Linked DNA regions of Mus musculus: region 2 is linked to region 1. The links are chromatin contacts, found by Hi-C or POLR2A ChIA-PET in ENCODE. All regions are on one chromosome and are shown on one strand. Each heading gives the region's core, a stretch centred on a gene start or an enhancer-like site at or near the end of the contact. The rest is flanking DNA. Distances are from core to core; before and after follow the strand shown. Region 1 holds the start of Rbl1 (RB transcriptional corepressor like 1). Region 2 has its middle 14 kb from the start of Tgm2.

Evidence for each region. Hi-C counts contacts between places; a loop is a spot of excess contacts on that map. ChIA-PET counts read pairs that join two places held with the same protein, here RNA polymerase II (POLR2A).
Region 2: a loop to region 1 is called in a map of T-helper 17 cell, with 3 times the contacts of the local background. The contact joins the enhancer-like site here to the promoter of Rbl1 in region 1. A Hi-C loop is called at or near these places in 1 of 37 maps with a recorded cell type or tissue (T-helper 17 cell). POLR2A ChIA-PET finds 5 or more read pairs at or near these places in 1 of 5 experiments (embryonic stem cell).

What each region holds. Positions count from the first base shown.
Region 1 is chr2:157,200,911-157,208,533 of GRCm38, reverse strand. It overlaps Rbl1 (RB transcriptional corepressor like 1), which reads left to right and starts at 4,000. Exons shown (of 22, transcript NM_011249.2): 1 at 4,000-4,234. The coding sequence starts at 4,079. It overlaps LOC115489594 (a small nuclear RNA gene), which reads right to left and starts at 290; the gene lies at 227-290.
Region 2 is chr2:158,156,655-158,164,277 of GRCm38, reverse strand. No RefSeq gene overlaps it. Among named protein-coding and RNA genes, the nearest start is that of Tgm2, 14 kb to the right of the region's middle. Within about 2 kb of position 4,382, at least 1 of the 3 ENCODE cell types and tissues checked has a DNase peak (open chromatin) inside an H3K27ac peak, as active enhancers do.

The DNA of each region.
Region 1 (7,623 bases), core at 2,751-5,250:
TAAATGTGTGCTCCAAACAAACTCATGTGCCTCGGCTTGGTCGAGGGTTCTGAGGAAGTGGCATTTGGGAGTGGTGAGAGGAATGATGAAATCAATTGTGGGTAAAAGCTGATTGCCCTGTGTTCTGCTTAAGATGGCTCCCCAGATAGTTCTATAGACAGCTGTCTGTTAAGAGATAGTTCTCTTGTGCTAGAAAAAAAAATTTTGAAAGCTCTCTGGATAGCTCATGGGTTTTCTGACCAAAGTCAGAAAAGCTGCTAGAAAAAATTCTAAAAGAGCTCTAAAAAGTCTAAAAGTACTGTTTGCTCTCCAAGCAGTATTTCAAACCAAAACCCAGTCTTTTATTTACATATCAATTTAGTCATTTACTCCAGATTCCTACTTGATTATTCTACAAATCAACAAACTATGACCTTATTCCCTTGATTCCTAGACAACAACTTCATTTCTTTTTTTTTTTTTTTGAAACATTGCAAATGAATTCAGATATCTGCTTGCCTTTGTAAGCACCGACAATAAGCTAGCTAGGTGGGAACCTGGCCTGAGATTACCATACCTACCATGCCTAGACCTATATTCGCTTGTCCCAAGCTGATGTTAAACTCAGGAATCTGCCTGCTTTGTATCTTCCTGACAAGCTGGCTCATTAGTGCCACTGCCTTTGTTCTTTTAGGTCTGTCAAGCCCCTCATACAATTCATATTGCATCCTTATATTTTGCATAGTTGAGAAATTATATACTTTTGAACTCATGTTTTCAGAATTCTTTCCCACAGCCTTAAGGGCTGTCCTAAAGGTCACAGCATTTACTATTTTTGCCTCAAAACTCCTGTTTCTAATTATCATGGAGGCATTAATATTAGCAGAAAGAATATTTCCTGAAGGAGACCATGAAGCAAAATATATACATTATACAAATAAGCCTCATGCCCCATAACTGTCAATACTCATGGAGGCCCAGGTCCTACTGGTTCTGCTCCAGATGTGGGAAACCATGTCATACCCTCCCTTCTAAGGCCATGCAGGACTTGGCATTCATGCAACCATATATGCTTTTAGTACTACTGAGCCTCTACTATTTTATCAAATTCATAGACTGGCCACTTCATTCCCAAAGTTAGTATACTGTACATTTTTGGTCCCTCCTATACTGTAAAGATAATGAAGTTATATAAAAACTGGTATTTATTTGTGAACCTTTTTTTCAGTCCTTGATTTGATTTCATGAATTGTTCCATTCTCAGGGTAGAAACAAACCTATAGGGAAAGATATTCATCTTTAAATTTCCGTACTTAAAATGTGAGAAAACAAGCCAGGCTTGGTGTCTTATGCCTATATTCCAGCAGTTGTGACGTCGAGAACTGTCACTAGTGCAAGATCACCCTGACCTGTTTAGCAAACGCTATGTAAGGCACTGGTATACAGCAAGATTCTCACAGAAACAGAAATGAAGTCTCTTTTTGAAATCCAAAAATGTAAGGGGATTGATTAGAGAGGCTAACCTGGGGATATAGTTTATATTACAAGTGACCAGAAAAAGCGGAATGACCATTTTTTTTTTCATATTTCGTGTGGAATCCCCTTCCCTTAAGGTAAAATTTTATTTTTTTGAGTAATTCCACCAATAGATGGTATCAAGCACAACAATGCCTAGTTTATTTATATTTGTTGGTTAAAATTCATAGAATGAAGTACATACACGCTTAGAGACAGAGGACTGCCATTTACTGAACTACCTCAGATGTTAGGAATGTTTTAATATTAAATTTTCTTACAGAAAAAGTAATGATGGGATAATCTTGAGATAATGTACAGTAGACTATTCCAGTATTATGTTTAGAAGAACAGAATGGGGAAACCCAACCTTATTTCCCATTCACATGTTTTTGTTTTTAAAAGCTTATCTGGTTATGTATTTTAGCTTATGTATATCAGTGTTTTGCAGCATGTATGTGTGTACTCTATGTTTGTGGCTGGTAACTGCTGAGACTTGAAGAAGGTATCTGATCTTCTGGAACTGATGTTATGAATGGCTGCCAGCTGCCCTGTCAGTGGTGGGAACTGAACCCACATCACCTTGAAGAGCAGCAAGCGCTTGTTTATTATCTGCTAAGCCATCTCTTCAGCTCCCATCATTTCCAATGTCACTGGAACCTCTCACCACTCCTAACTCAGTCGCTCAGAAATACCTAGTACATTTGGTCCTGTCTGCTTTCTCTTCACCTTCCAGGCCTCTCCATTCTGTTTCATGAGTGAGCAGGTCTGGCTTATCATTGAGCTAAGGCTGTAAGAAAAAGATTCTTCAGACACACTTGGATTTCTACCACAGTAGGCTCTGTAAATAAAGACAAAAAATAAATAAATAGATTTCTACAAAAGATCCTCCAAACTCCGTAGGGAGATTTTTCAGCTAGTGCACGCAGGGAGCTCCAAGGATGCAGCTTTTGCAATTGTCACCCCGGACAGAATGCGCTTTTTGATGATGCAATGCCTTTGAGTCACCCCTGCTACTCCTCTATGTAACCCCAGTAAACTAATTCACCGTCTCACTAAAGCTAGATGAGGCTGGAGCTATTTCTTTGGTCTGTTGTCATTTGCCTATTAGGGATTTAGAGAGCTTTCCATCTCCCTATATCAGGACTCTTCCTTGAGCAGTACACCTTTGTATTTTAATTCAACGATTCCTTCCGATACGTCATGTAAGACAACACTCTACTACCTCCAAACTTGGTAGTCTCCACGAGGCCATACCCGCAGCAGTGGATTTTGTCCAAAACAAATTAATCATCATTAACATGTTAAAATCTCTGCTTTGAGTATACCATGAGGCTTTAGTGGGGCATAGGAACTCCTTCATAACTTGCCTTGACGTCCCTGTTTTCTTCTCTAGTGACTCCTTCATCCAAACAAGGACTACTCTGTAATTTTCAAACACACTGCCCCAAGTCCTTAGTGTAGAAGAGAAATAATCCAAATCAGGGAATACAGTGAAGGCAAACGATTCTATCCTACCATCCAACTCTCTTGGAAGAGCTGATCAATAAGTATGACAATTTCAGATAAGGTACAATGGAGACGATGAAATAGAAGTTAGGTGTCAGCTTATAGATGTACTGCTCAGTAATGGCCTGAGAAGGTTAAAATTAGACTTAAATGATGAAGAGCAAGGTATGCAAAGATATGCACAATAGCATTTTCACACACGGAGAAAAGCCTCCTGCGACTGAGAACTAGCTTGATATTCCCAAGGTTACGAGTTACCTGGTGCATCTGAATGCTATTATTTTTCTGTATTTTAAAGACAAAAAATGATCTCGTGCAGGATTCTGAGTGAAAACGATCAGGTTCTAGTTTAGGTTTTAAAAACACCTTTCAGGTAAGCGCGAGGACCATCTCTATTCCTGAAACGACTATTTACTGGGACAGTTTCCAGAATCCTGGGAGTGAGGCTGAGACCCGTCACCCCAAACCCTTGTCCCTGCATCCCTTTCTGGCGAGATTTGGGAGTCTCTGACGTGGCGCTTCTACGTGAAGAAGCCACTTTCGGCAGCTCCCGCCTCCACCTCCATCGAGGGTCAAAGCTCAGTGAGAGCGGGCTGGAGGCGCGCCGGGGAGCTGACAAACCTAGGGTCCACAGGACAGTGTCATGGAGAAGGCTTCCCACTAGCGTGAACGGACTCGCAGTCCCAAGTCACCCACACCAGGGAACCCGCGGTGGAGAGCGCGGGGCGCGAGCTACAGTCCCGGCAGCCTCAGCACCGGCTCGGATCCTTCCGCCCCGCTCTCTCACGTCCGTCCCCGCGGCCCGGAGCCCCGCAGCTGCCCACCCAGGGCCCGAGCTAGATCTCCGTTAGAGTCCGAGGTCCATCTTCTTATCCCATTCCGGGAGACGGGCTGCTGCGGGCTCCAGAGGAGAAAGGGACTTTTTGAGAAGAAAAGCGGAGGCAGACGATGAAGGGAAGGCGAGCTCAAGAAGGCGATTTTCGCGCGCTTTGTCGCGGGGGGTTGTGGGTAGCTCGCCGGGAGGGAAAAGAAAACCCCGAAGCCGGTCGCGCCGCCCGTCGGGCCGGAGGGGGATATGTTCGAGGACGAGCCCCACGCCGAGGGGGCGGCGGCGGTCGCCGCGGCCAGGGAGGCGCTGCAGGCCCTGTGCCAGGAACTGAACCTGGACGAGGGAAGCGCGGCCGAAGCCCTGGATGACTTCACGGCCATCCGCGGCAACTACAGCCTAGAGGTGAGCGGCGGCAGGTGGGCGGCGGCCCCGACCCTCGCCAGGCCCCACCCCCGGCCCGCCCCCGCCCCAAGCCTATCGGGCGGTGGGAGTTCCCCACCTACGAGGGTCTCCGAGGAGTGCGGGGAGGGAAGGGTGGGTGTAGCTCGGCCAACCCACCCATTTGGATTGAGGCGGGAAACCGAAGATCGGAAAGTGAGCCGCCGGTTCTGCGGGGGTTCCCTAGGCTCCCAACTTTCAAACTTGATTTCTGCGCGCCGCCCAGTGCCCCAAACGGCGCGGTGCTGCCGTTAAATCGATCAGACCTGATCCCGCGGTAAAATGAATTACTCATCGCTGCTCAGCCCTTTGATTATGTCTTCCCCAACTCGTTTGAAACACCACTGGATCCCCATTCCACAGAGGGAGAAAGTGGGGTCGGTAAGAAGTTAATTTAGCGCCCAAGGTGACGCAGTTTGCCATGCAACCTGGTACAGCAGTTTGAGCCCTTTAACTCCTCCATTCTTCCACCTAATCGAGTGTAGCAGTTAGTTCGTTTATACCATGCACTGTAGTTAGATAGATCAAAGTCAGCACACACAAAGCTCTTCTCAGCCCCACGTTCCTCTCTGCCAGGCCGTTGCTCTAACGATTGATGTGGTATCTGGCTCTGAATAAAATAAATGGTGCTTGTTATCATTATTAGGTATTCCCAGTAACACACACACATATGTTAATGATATATATGTGTGTGTGTGTGTGTGTATACATATATATATATATACCCAGGGGGTATCGAGACAGACTATTTCAGCATCTAACTGAGATGTACAAAAGCTTTCATTATACACATGGGCAGGATTCACATATAGGATTCCTCTGACTCAGACTGCCAGCGAAATAATTGCTGGTCAGGGAGTAGGAAATAGGGAGCAACTGTTGTACACATGTCTATACTCCTATGAGAGAAAAGTACCTGAGACTACACACACACACACACACACACACACACACACACATATATAAAATTTGTCTTTACAGCAGGACAGTGACTACTATACCTGTTTTCTTGGTGGTGTTACAGCTCAACATCCTTTTTTTTTTTTTTAGAGAATTAGAGTCACTCTAATATAGAAACCCAGATTGGTCATAAGCTTAGTGTAGAAGTAGACTTGTATTGGCATGTGTGTGGAATTCATGTCCATGCATTCAGCAGATCAAGAGTCTTTGGGGAAAATTACATTTGTCCTGAGCATGAACAGACTTGTCATTCCACAAACAATGTAATGTTATTTATATAGCATTTACATCAAGTAATCTAGAGATGATCATAGGTTATGTGCAAATGCATTGCCATTTTAAATCAGGGACTTAAACATCCTTGGATTTTGCTATCTTCTGGAGTACAGGAGCCATCCCCCAGGGGGTATGGAGACAGACTATTTCAGCATCTAACTGAGATGTACAAAAGCTTTCATTATACACATGGGCAGGATTCACATATAGGATTCCTCTGACTCAGACTGCCAGCGAAATAATTGCTGGTCAGGGAGTAGGAAATAGGGAGCAACTGTTGTACACGTGTCTATACTCCTATGAGAGAAAAGTACCTGAGACTAACTCACATGTTTTCAGCAAAAGGCAGAATAGACTTAATGAAAGATAGTGATCTACAAAAGAAGGTTCATAACCGGAAAACGGGGAGAATCTGAAAGTATGAGAGAGCTGGAGAGCTGGCCTGGCAGAGAACGTGCTTGCCGAGCCCCTGGATCCCCAGCAGCCACATACAAGGCAGGTGCAGTGGCAGTGTGGGCTGTAACCCAGGGGGGTTACAGGTAATGAGACATGGAAGGGTGAAGACAGGCAAACCCCAGGAGTGCTCTGGCCTGCTCCGGATTCAGTTAGAGACTGTCCTAACAGGCTGAGAATGATAGATGAAGTCACACAACATCTAACTCTGGCCGTCACTCATGCATACATGAATGGGTGAGTGCATGAACATACATGCGCACACACATATGCTATTCAAAGGAAATTTTAATGACATCTCAGTTGAAAAAAATATAAAAAATATATTTTTATATGTATATAATATATACTATATACATGTAATATATACAATACATATATATTATATGTATATATTTTGTTTTGTTTTGTTTTGTTTTTTGACTCCCTGGAAAAGCATTCAGAAACCCCAGGTCTTATTTGATCTCCTCAGATAAGCATGGTTGAATACAATGTGTATCCAAGTCACTGCAACTAGCTGCTTGTTTCAAATTCTTAAGCAAGTTAAACTCAGCCCAGGTTGTGTGCTTTTTTTGCAGGTCACTCTGCCTGGACTATTCACCTGTGACTCCAGAGAATGCTGACGATCTAAATTCTAAATCCATAGTTAGGCAGAGCTGATTGACACTTAATTGTTTGCTTTTAGAAAGCACTCCTTTATGAATTGAGTTTGGAGGATTCTGTCCTGTATTTTGTTTCTTCTTGTTCTTTTTTTCTTCTAGTTGTTGGTGAAAGGCACTTGGAGCAAAGGCAACTTCCTCCCTCTGCTGCCCACTAAGAATCCCTGCCACAGACTCCACCCCCCTCTAACTCCCCACAGGAGCCCTGCTGACCAGCTTCTTCCACCCACTCTCCTCACTCACACTTTCTGGTAGCTTGCTGCTTAGTAGTTTTAGATCTTCTTTTGTGAAGTCTTTACTGAATTCTAGTCAAAGTCAGCTATTACACTGTATTTCCCACACTTTCTCTTTCGTTTTTATAACCTGTTTTTGTTATGTTTTGTTTTTACCAGTTACAGGAAGCAGTTTCTGTTTCTTTTCTTAGCTTTAGATCTGGAGGTTTAGAACTGTCTTTGATTTTTGTTGTTTAGTTGTTTTAAGCACTCTACCATTGAGGTATATTTCTAACCTTGTCACAAAAATGTTTTAACTAAAATTTTAATTTCTAATGGGGACCCATGCGTTGGTGCGTGTGTGGCGGTTAGAGAACAACCCCTGTGGAGTCAGTTCTCTCCTCCATGTTTGCATGGGTCCCAGGGATCACAGTGAGGGAGGGCTTCAACCCCACAGCAAGCGCCATCTCTCCAGCCCTGCATCTGTAATTCTTTCTAGCATTCTCATTTTCCTTGAGATTATGATCTAATTAAATCACTCTTCCTGCCCCTTTCCTCCCTCCAACCCCTCCCATGTACTTCCCTTTTGTGCCCTCTCAAATTCATGGCCGTTTTCTTTATTGTTGTTCCGTGTGTGTGTGTGTGTGTGTGTGTGTGTGTGTGTGTGTGTGTCTGTGTGTGTGTTTCTAACTATATGAATACGTATGCTTGGTGCATATGTTTATGTTTTCTGGCTGAGCGTTTGATGCTGGAGAAACAGTTGTTTGTGCTCTTTCTCCTTCCCTCAGCATCA
Region 2 (7,623 bases), core at 3,133-5,632, 960 kb before region 1:
ATATAATATATGTTTATATTTAAGTCTAGGCACAGTGGCTTGTATGTTTAATCCCAGCACTGGGAAGGAGACAGGTAGATCCCTGGGGTTACCCTAGGCTAATCAGCAAGTTCCAAGTCAGTCAACAAAATTTTCTGAAAAACAAAATGGATGGGTCCTGATGAACGACACCCATGGTTGATCTCTGGCCTCTATACAGAAGACCTCATAATGGAAAGAAAAAACTGACTTCAGTAAGTTGTCTTCTCTATGTGTGGCACCCCTCATGTGCACACGCACACGTGGGCACACACACAAACACACACACACATGTGCAGATATACATACAAACATATAAATAAAGGAGATAAAAATATGTGTGTTTATTTTTTTAGTAAACTGTATTCTTTGAAAACATTGGAATTAACAAATTCACACACCTAAATTAGTCAGAACCAAAGGCTATACATCTCAATGGAAAATAAAATTTAAGGAATGATATTCTAACGTGTGTCTCATATCCCTAGACTCTGAACACATTGTGCTAAGAGACCGATACAAAGAGAACATGGTGCTTAATTCCGTTTATATGAAATGTCCAGAATAGACAAACCTAGAGGAATAGGAAGCTGATCCCTTGTTGCCTGTGATGCTGGAAGGGGGATGGGGGTGACACCGACGGTAGGAAGTGTTTGGGGATGGTTTTAGATTCCTGAAGCACACACAGCCTCACTCTGTAGCCCAGCATCAACATCAGCCTCCTGTGCGTCCCAAGGCTGGGATAACGGATGGATGGACGCTGCCACGGCTTGCTGAAGCCTCCTCTGGAAGTAAGGCAACAAATATCCTAACACTGATCCTAGTGATGAATCTGTCACCCTCTGGGCTTTGTGGTGGAACACATTTAATGCCAGAGCCTCGAATCTCACAAAACAGCTGAGGGAATGAGGAAGGCTGGCCTAGTCCACGCAGGCAGAAACTCATTCTGAAGAGAGGCGTGCTGACAGGCTCCAGGATAATTTGTTACTCAGGGTTCACACCCAGAGCCCAGAAAACCACATTTAAACTGAAAGTAATTTAATACAGGAAACTGAGTTCTTGCGAAATCATCGAAAGACCTGGAGAAGTGGGCCTGAGCCTTTAGGATTGACTTTCAGGTGTCACACCAAGCTGGCCTGTCTAGAGAAGCCATCACCCATCCCTGTTGGCAACCCAGAAGCTTAGGAGTCATGTTCGGGAATGTGTGTACCTTAGTTTTAATCTGTGGGTTGCAGATACTGCTGGTACCCCAAACCATTTTTCAGCCCAGGAGTGGCTGACAGGCACTGAGACTCAGCTATAAAAAGGTGAAGTTTGAGGAGGTCACCTCCATCTTCCTTTGTCTTTAAATGTCACACAAGCACTCACCTGCTTGTTTCCTGAGACAGGGTCTTAGTATGAGCTCTGACTGGACTCACACTTGGGGCAATCACCCTGATTCTGCATCCTGATTGCTGGGATTTATATGACCATCCTAGACTCTGTGTGTGTGTGTGTGTGTGTGTGTGTGTGTGTGTGTGTGTCTGTCTGTCTGTCTGTCTGTCTGTCTCTGTCTCTGCATGTCTGTTTGTCTATCTCTGTCTCTGTCTGTCTCTCTCTCTAGGTTCCCACAAATGCATCTTAATAGGCACAACCTCATTGATCTCCCACCCCTAGGTGCAAAGGAGTCTGGGAAATACCATCTTTCTCCTTCCAGACTCTGCATACCAGAAAGCACACAGTAGGAGGTTGAAACGGACATTGAATAGTCGCCCTACTGTTTGAGCCCACAGCGACAGGGATGCCTCTATTTGCAGTAATGAAAACAGAGGGGAACAGCTTGAATGTATGGTAAAAGGGGATGGATAAAACTGAGTGCATATATCGAGTGAAGTTCTAGACCACCGATACACATGCTGTGGAAACGCCAGTGGCTTTGAGAAGCTTTAGACTGATCAGGAGGCAGGTAGGAGCCACATTGGCATGGCGACTTTCACAAGAGTAGGCACTGTGCCCTTCTTGTCCATCACCCGGCACGTACTTGGCACAGGGGAGGCTTTCAAGACCCAGATCTTGAAGGATGGCGTGATTCTGTTTTTAAGAACGCAGTGCATAGCTATGCAAGTCTACAGCTGTTTGGCCATCAGAGAGCAAGGCTGGAGAGATATAACAAATGTCAACAGTTGCTCTCCGCTGGTGATTTTTTTTCAGTGACTTTCCCTCTCCTCTTTTGGCTCTTTGAACTTTGTAAATGTCAAACAGTGAGCAGGCATCAATATCAATTAGAGTGAGCACAGATGTTCTGCAAGAACCTCAGAGGGAAAACAAGCTGAGCTCATCGCTCTGTCTCACGTAGGGCTGGCCAAACTGGGCCCGCAGTGGGTACTGCTCTCTGCTTGCTAAGCCACAGTGTGAGTCTCATTCAGTGTTGGGGAGTGGTGTGGGGGAGGTTCCTGAGTCTCCCTCTGAGAGGCTGAGGGGAACTGAGACTTCGGGGTGAGGTTAACTCTGTCGTTACCCACAGTTCTCAGAGCAGCAGAGCCTGGAGACCCTTTGAAAAGGGTCAGTCTTAAATACTGCTGGGGCTGGCTCAGGTCACACTCATGGTCTGTGAGTACAGGGTCAGTGACTCAGCCCATTGATACACCCAACCATACACCCATCGGGGCCCTGGGCCATTGCTGCACCAGCTCCCAAACCAGGACTGACACCAAAGCTCTCAGTTGTACCTAGGGACAGAGGCTTTCTGGAGATGGAAGGGCAGTGGAAAGCCTGCCTTTCCTCAGGGCTGTCCTGCATATCACCTAGAGGCCCTCAGGGAGGTGTGCTTATTATGGGCTGGAGGAGGAGGCCTCTGCCACCCAAAACACATTAGGTGTGATGAGGTAACTTCTGTTCCTCAGTTTCCCCGCCTTTGCCAACAGCCAGTTGGTAGACAGGACTTCTGGTGACAGCTGCCCTCTTCCTTCTTGGTGCCCTCATAAGTTGGGAGGAGGTCAAGAGCGCCCAACTGTTGTCCTCAGCCATGTGGCATCTACCACACCCATCAGGAAGGCAGGAAACTGAGGCTCCAGAGGGGCAACGACACAGCCAGGAGAACACATTGGGAAAGAAATGTCTACAAAGAGGATCACTGTCCCCACCGAGGTCTTCTGAGAATCCAGGACAGGCCCAAATGGAAGAGATGGGAAGTGGTGTTGCCAAAGGCTGAGAGAGGTTAGCCTCAGCCTCTGTCTCCCTCCCCTGACAGGTAAGTAGGAGCTGTTGTCCTGTGGAGATCACTACCACCTCTAGCCTCAATGGATTCATCTTTCGACAAGGCCCAGGGCTGCTGGCATCATAAAGTCCAACTCTAAGAGCACGCAACTAATGAGTCCACTGTCATCATCCCCAAACATGCCACTCCTGTGCATCAAAACAATTGGCTCTTTATAGGTCGGCCCCAAGCCTGGAACGGTTCACTTTGCTATCTCTGCCCAACTCGTTCATTCATTCCCTCCGTGGGCCCTGGAACTCCCATCACGTGTTTCTCCACCCCTCCTTACCCCTCTGACTTGGTCCCGTGTGTACACCCAGGTCTCTTGGTTAGAAATACCATGCTCTGCCATGTCTGTCTAACTCACACTGCAACCCTCAGACTGTTGCCTCCTCTGTGGAGGCTGTCCTGATCTTCCACACAGCTCCTCGAGTCTCACATCCTCCCCTCCACAACTCTGAGCACAGGCTGTGAGCCACTAACCCAGTTAGCACCTTGGAACCTGCCTGTTGACCCCACGGAGACAAGAGCTCCTCAACAAAACTCGGTTTCCAACTCAGGACACCCGAGGGCCTCCATAAGTGTTCAGGAAATTATTCTGTCAGTAAGTCAATCTCCAAAGCACCCCACAGCTCTGTCTCTAAGTGTTTAGGGGTCTCTGACAATAGGAGTCATCATTTGGTGGCCTGGGGTATGACACAGTGGCAGACTGCTTGTTCAGCAGCACAGTTCACCAGAAAAGAATAAAGAGGAGGGGGGAAGAGGAAGGCAGGGGGATGGAAGCAAGGAGGAACAGGCCAGGGTGGGGGTAGGGTGGGTAGGTGGGTGAATTGAACTAGCTACTTCTGAGGTCATGACCTCATGACATCTGTCTTCTGTCTGTGTTCCCACAGAAGAGACCAGCCACAGCCAGATGCTAAGCTGTCAGCTACTTCCACTAAAGAGGAAACAGAGAAAGTGAAACTAACTCTGAGGCCACACAAAGGCCTCACAAGTGGGGCCAGATCTCCACTGTAGAGTCCTCTCTCTCCAAGCTTCCTGCAGATGAGGGACAAAGTTGGAGACGTGTGTCTGCCTGTCCTGTCTGGACAGAGGGAAGAGCCGATGTAAAAGTGACGAGAGCCAACTCTGCCGGAGCTAAGGGAGCAGGGACAGCCCTGAGAGAGGAGGTCCAAGAACAATGACTACGACGAGCAGGTCCTGGCATGTGGAGTAGCCAAAAGCAGATATCTAATCACCCCAGACTGGTATCAATGACAGTCTAAAGTGTGATGTCACAAAGTCCAACTTGGTGAAACCAGTGAGTCTATTGACTTTCTTACAGAGTACAAGTGAGGGATTGCTTGGTGTGTGACCCCCAAGCAATTGTATCACAGCAAAGTCCCACCCCAACCCGGGTCACCAGCTCTAGCCCCATTACCACAGACCTGGCCACCACTGAGTTCTTCTGCTCTAGTTGCCATGGCTACAGGGCAAAATCCAAGAATGGCATCTCATTATGGCCAGAGGAAAGGTGCCATGGAACAAGAGGCCCATGAGCACTTGGGCTTAAGTAAAGTGGAGAGGAGCCATTGCCAGCTCTGGAGCAGGGGAGTAGCATAATTTAATTTAGGTTTTAAAGTATTGTTCTAGTTTGCTTTCTGTTGCTCTGACAAAAAACATTCTGACCAAAGGCAACTTACAATTCTAGACCACAGTTCATCTTTGAGGGAATCAAGGCATGAACCTGAAGGCAGGGCTGCTTGCTATTTCATGCATGCAGCATTATCTCCAAGCAGGGGGCTCACAGTTAAGGAAACCCTAGAGAAACCTGGAGGCAGGCATGCTGGCTCACTCAAAGGCTCAGACCTAGGGAATGGCGTCACCCACAGTGGGCTGGGCCCTCCAACATCAGTTAACCATGCAGACAATCATCTGTAGAGATGCTCAAATGTCAGTATGACCTGAGAAAGTCCTCAGTTAGAACTTACTTCTCAGGAAATCTAGGCTGTGTAGCGTTAATAGTTCAACTTAACAGGCCAGAAAGAAGTCTTTCTGACTACTATGTGGAAGGAACACAGATTAGAGACAGGAGAATAAGAGAGGAAAGGAGATCTATTCCAGGCAGAAGGTACTAGGACTGGGGTTGTCCTTTTATAAGAAGCAAGAGTACAGAAACTAGGGAACAGTAGTCCTGAGCAAGTCCCTCAGCTGTCCCATCTGTAAGAAGGTGGACCATGGTGGTCATTAAGCTGGTGTTCCAGGAGTCCTGTGGGCTTGGTGGGGAGGACTGGTGACAGTTAAAATCATGAGGACCTCTCTTGAGGAGTCCTAGGGACAGTCTCAGCTGAGCCAGAAAGGTTCTCCCAGAATGGGGGATGGCTGGTATTGGGTGCTCTGGAAAGAATGAACAGGGAAGGGAGGTTGACACTTTGTGTTCACTTAGAGATGGGGAGAGAGGTGCAGCTGATACAAGACGTGGGGGATCCACAGGGATCCCCCACAGGGATGGACCCAGCACAGGTGTGAACCCGGCCCACAGATCCAGGCCCCAGCACAGATGTGAACTCAGCCCACAGATCCAGGACCCAGCATGAGTGTGAACGCAGTCCCTAGATCCAAGACCTGGCAAGGGTGTGAACCCAGCCTACACACAGATCCAGGATCCAGCATGAGTGTGAACCCAGCCCACAGATCCAGGACCCAGCATGAGTGTGAACCAGCCCAGGCCAGCAAATCCCACCAGAGGCCACAGGCAGGTGCTCTCTCCTCAGCCTCAGTTTCCTCTATAAACACAGGTCTATGGAGCCATTATGCAGAGAACTTCTCTGGGAATAACGATGTACGATCAGGTGAGGCAGGAAAGAGCAAGCACTAGAGATGGACTCGCAGGAGGGGAGCGCCTGCACAGGGCCTGCCACCTAGGCATTAGTATACCCACCTCCTCATCCAACCATACCTACTGTGCGACAGATTGACCCTGGGAAGTGACAGGGTTAATCAAATCAGTTTCCAGATCGTGCAGCAACATTCGTTTTATTTTTAAAAGATGGGGGGACAAAAGCCTGTCAGGTCTCATTTAGAAACTCGAACATTCTGAAAACATTGGCTAAGAGAGGGGGCTGTGCCCACTTAGAAGGATCCTCTAACAGAGCGACGCTAATCCAAGATGACAGGGGTATCTCTCTTTTTAAACCAAAAAGGCAGACGGAGCAAATTGCTCTTCTGGGATTGATGGCCTGAGATGCTAACTCGGTAGGGCGCCCAGCTGCTCCAATCCCCTGAAATCAGTAGAGAGGCAGATGATGACATCCCACCCCCCACTCCTGTCACAGCAAACAGCAAACATGGCAGGAAGTGGAACCATCAGAAATGCACTGTTTGGTCCCATTTAATCTTTTCACAAATGGGAAATGCAGGCCTGGCCAAAGAAAGGATGGACAGAATTTGCTTCAGCCGGTGGGAAGTCCCTGGTCAGTCCCTGCTTCCTCCATTAGTGAGGTGCATCCCTGCCGCCAAGGCCGGGGTTCCGACACTTTACCTAGCAAGGAAGTCCTCAAGTTCAGTGTGTGTCCAGGAGCACACAGGAGCACACAGGAGTGGAGTTCCTGAGTCCTGGTGTTCTGAGCAGATTGATGACAGATATCATTAAAGGGGAGAGGGGTTCATGGAAGTCGCTACCACATTAGACGAGGAGACCTCTGAGAGTGTCCGCGCAGTTTTTAGCTGGGAGATATCCCCCAAGTCAACTGGAGGGACCTAAGGACAGCTTCAGACATTTACCGGAGAATGAAGACACGGCTCCTTACAGAGAAGTACCTGGAGGCTTACAGCATCGCCAAGGGTGATGACAATCTGAAGGCAGTCACGTGTTCACAGTGAAATAAATGATGGGACATTCCTGGCGTGGAATACTACTTGGTTGTGAAAAGGAACAGGTGAGATCTGCAGCAGCGTCCACCATGCCAGCCTAAGCAATGGAAGTAGGTCAGCAAAAGTCATATTTACCCAGGATTCCACCCGGACAGCATTGCAGAAATAGTGAACTCAGAGACCTTACAGCCAGGTTGGGCCTGGTGGCTCAGGCTTGTAACACCCTGTGCTCATGAGGAGCTAAGACAGGAGGATTGCAAACTTAGGCATGTCTGGGATAAAGGGCAGGTTCAAGGCTAGCTTGGGCTCCTTAATGAGACCCTGTCTTAAAATAAAAATTTTCTTCTTAAAGTGAGTACTGGGGCCGAAGCTCTGGGGTAGCCCTGGCTTAGCATGCCAGAGGTCCCGAGTTCTCTCTAGACATACCAGGGGTTGCTGGGCACAGAGAGGAAGCATCTGTGCTTGCAAAAGAGCCTGGGGGGTGGGGGGCGTTGGAGTGCGCCAGGAACTGTCTAAAA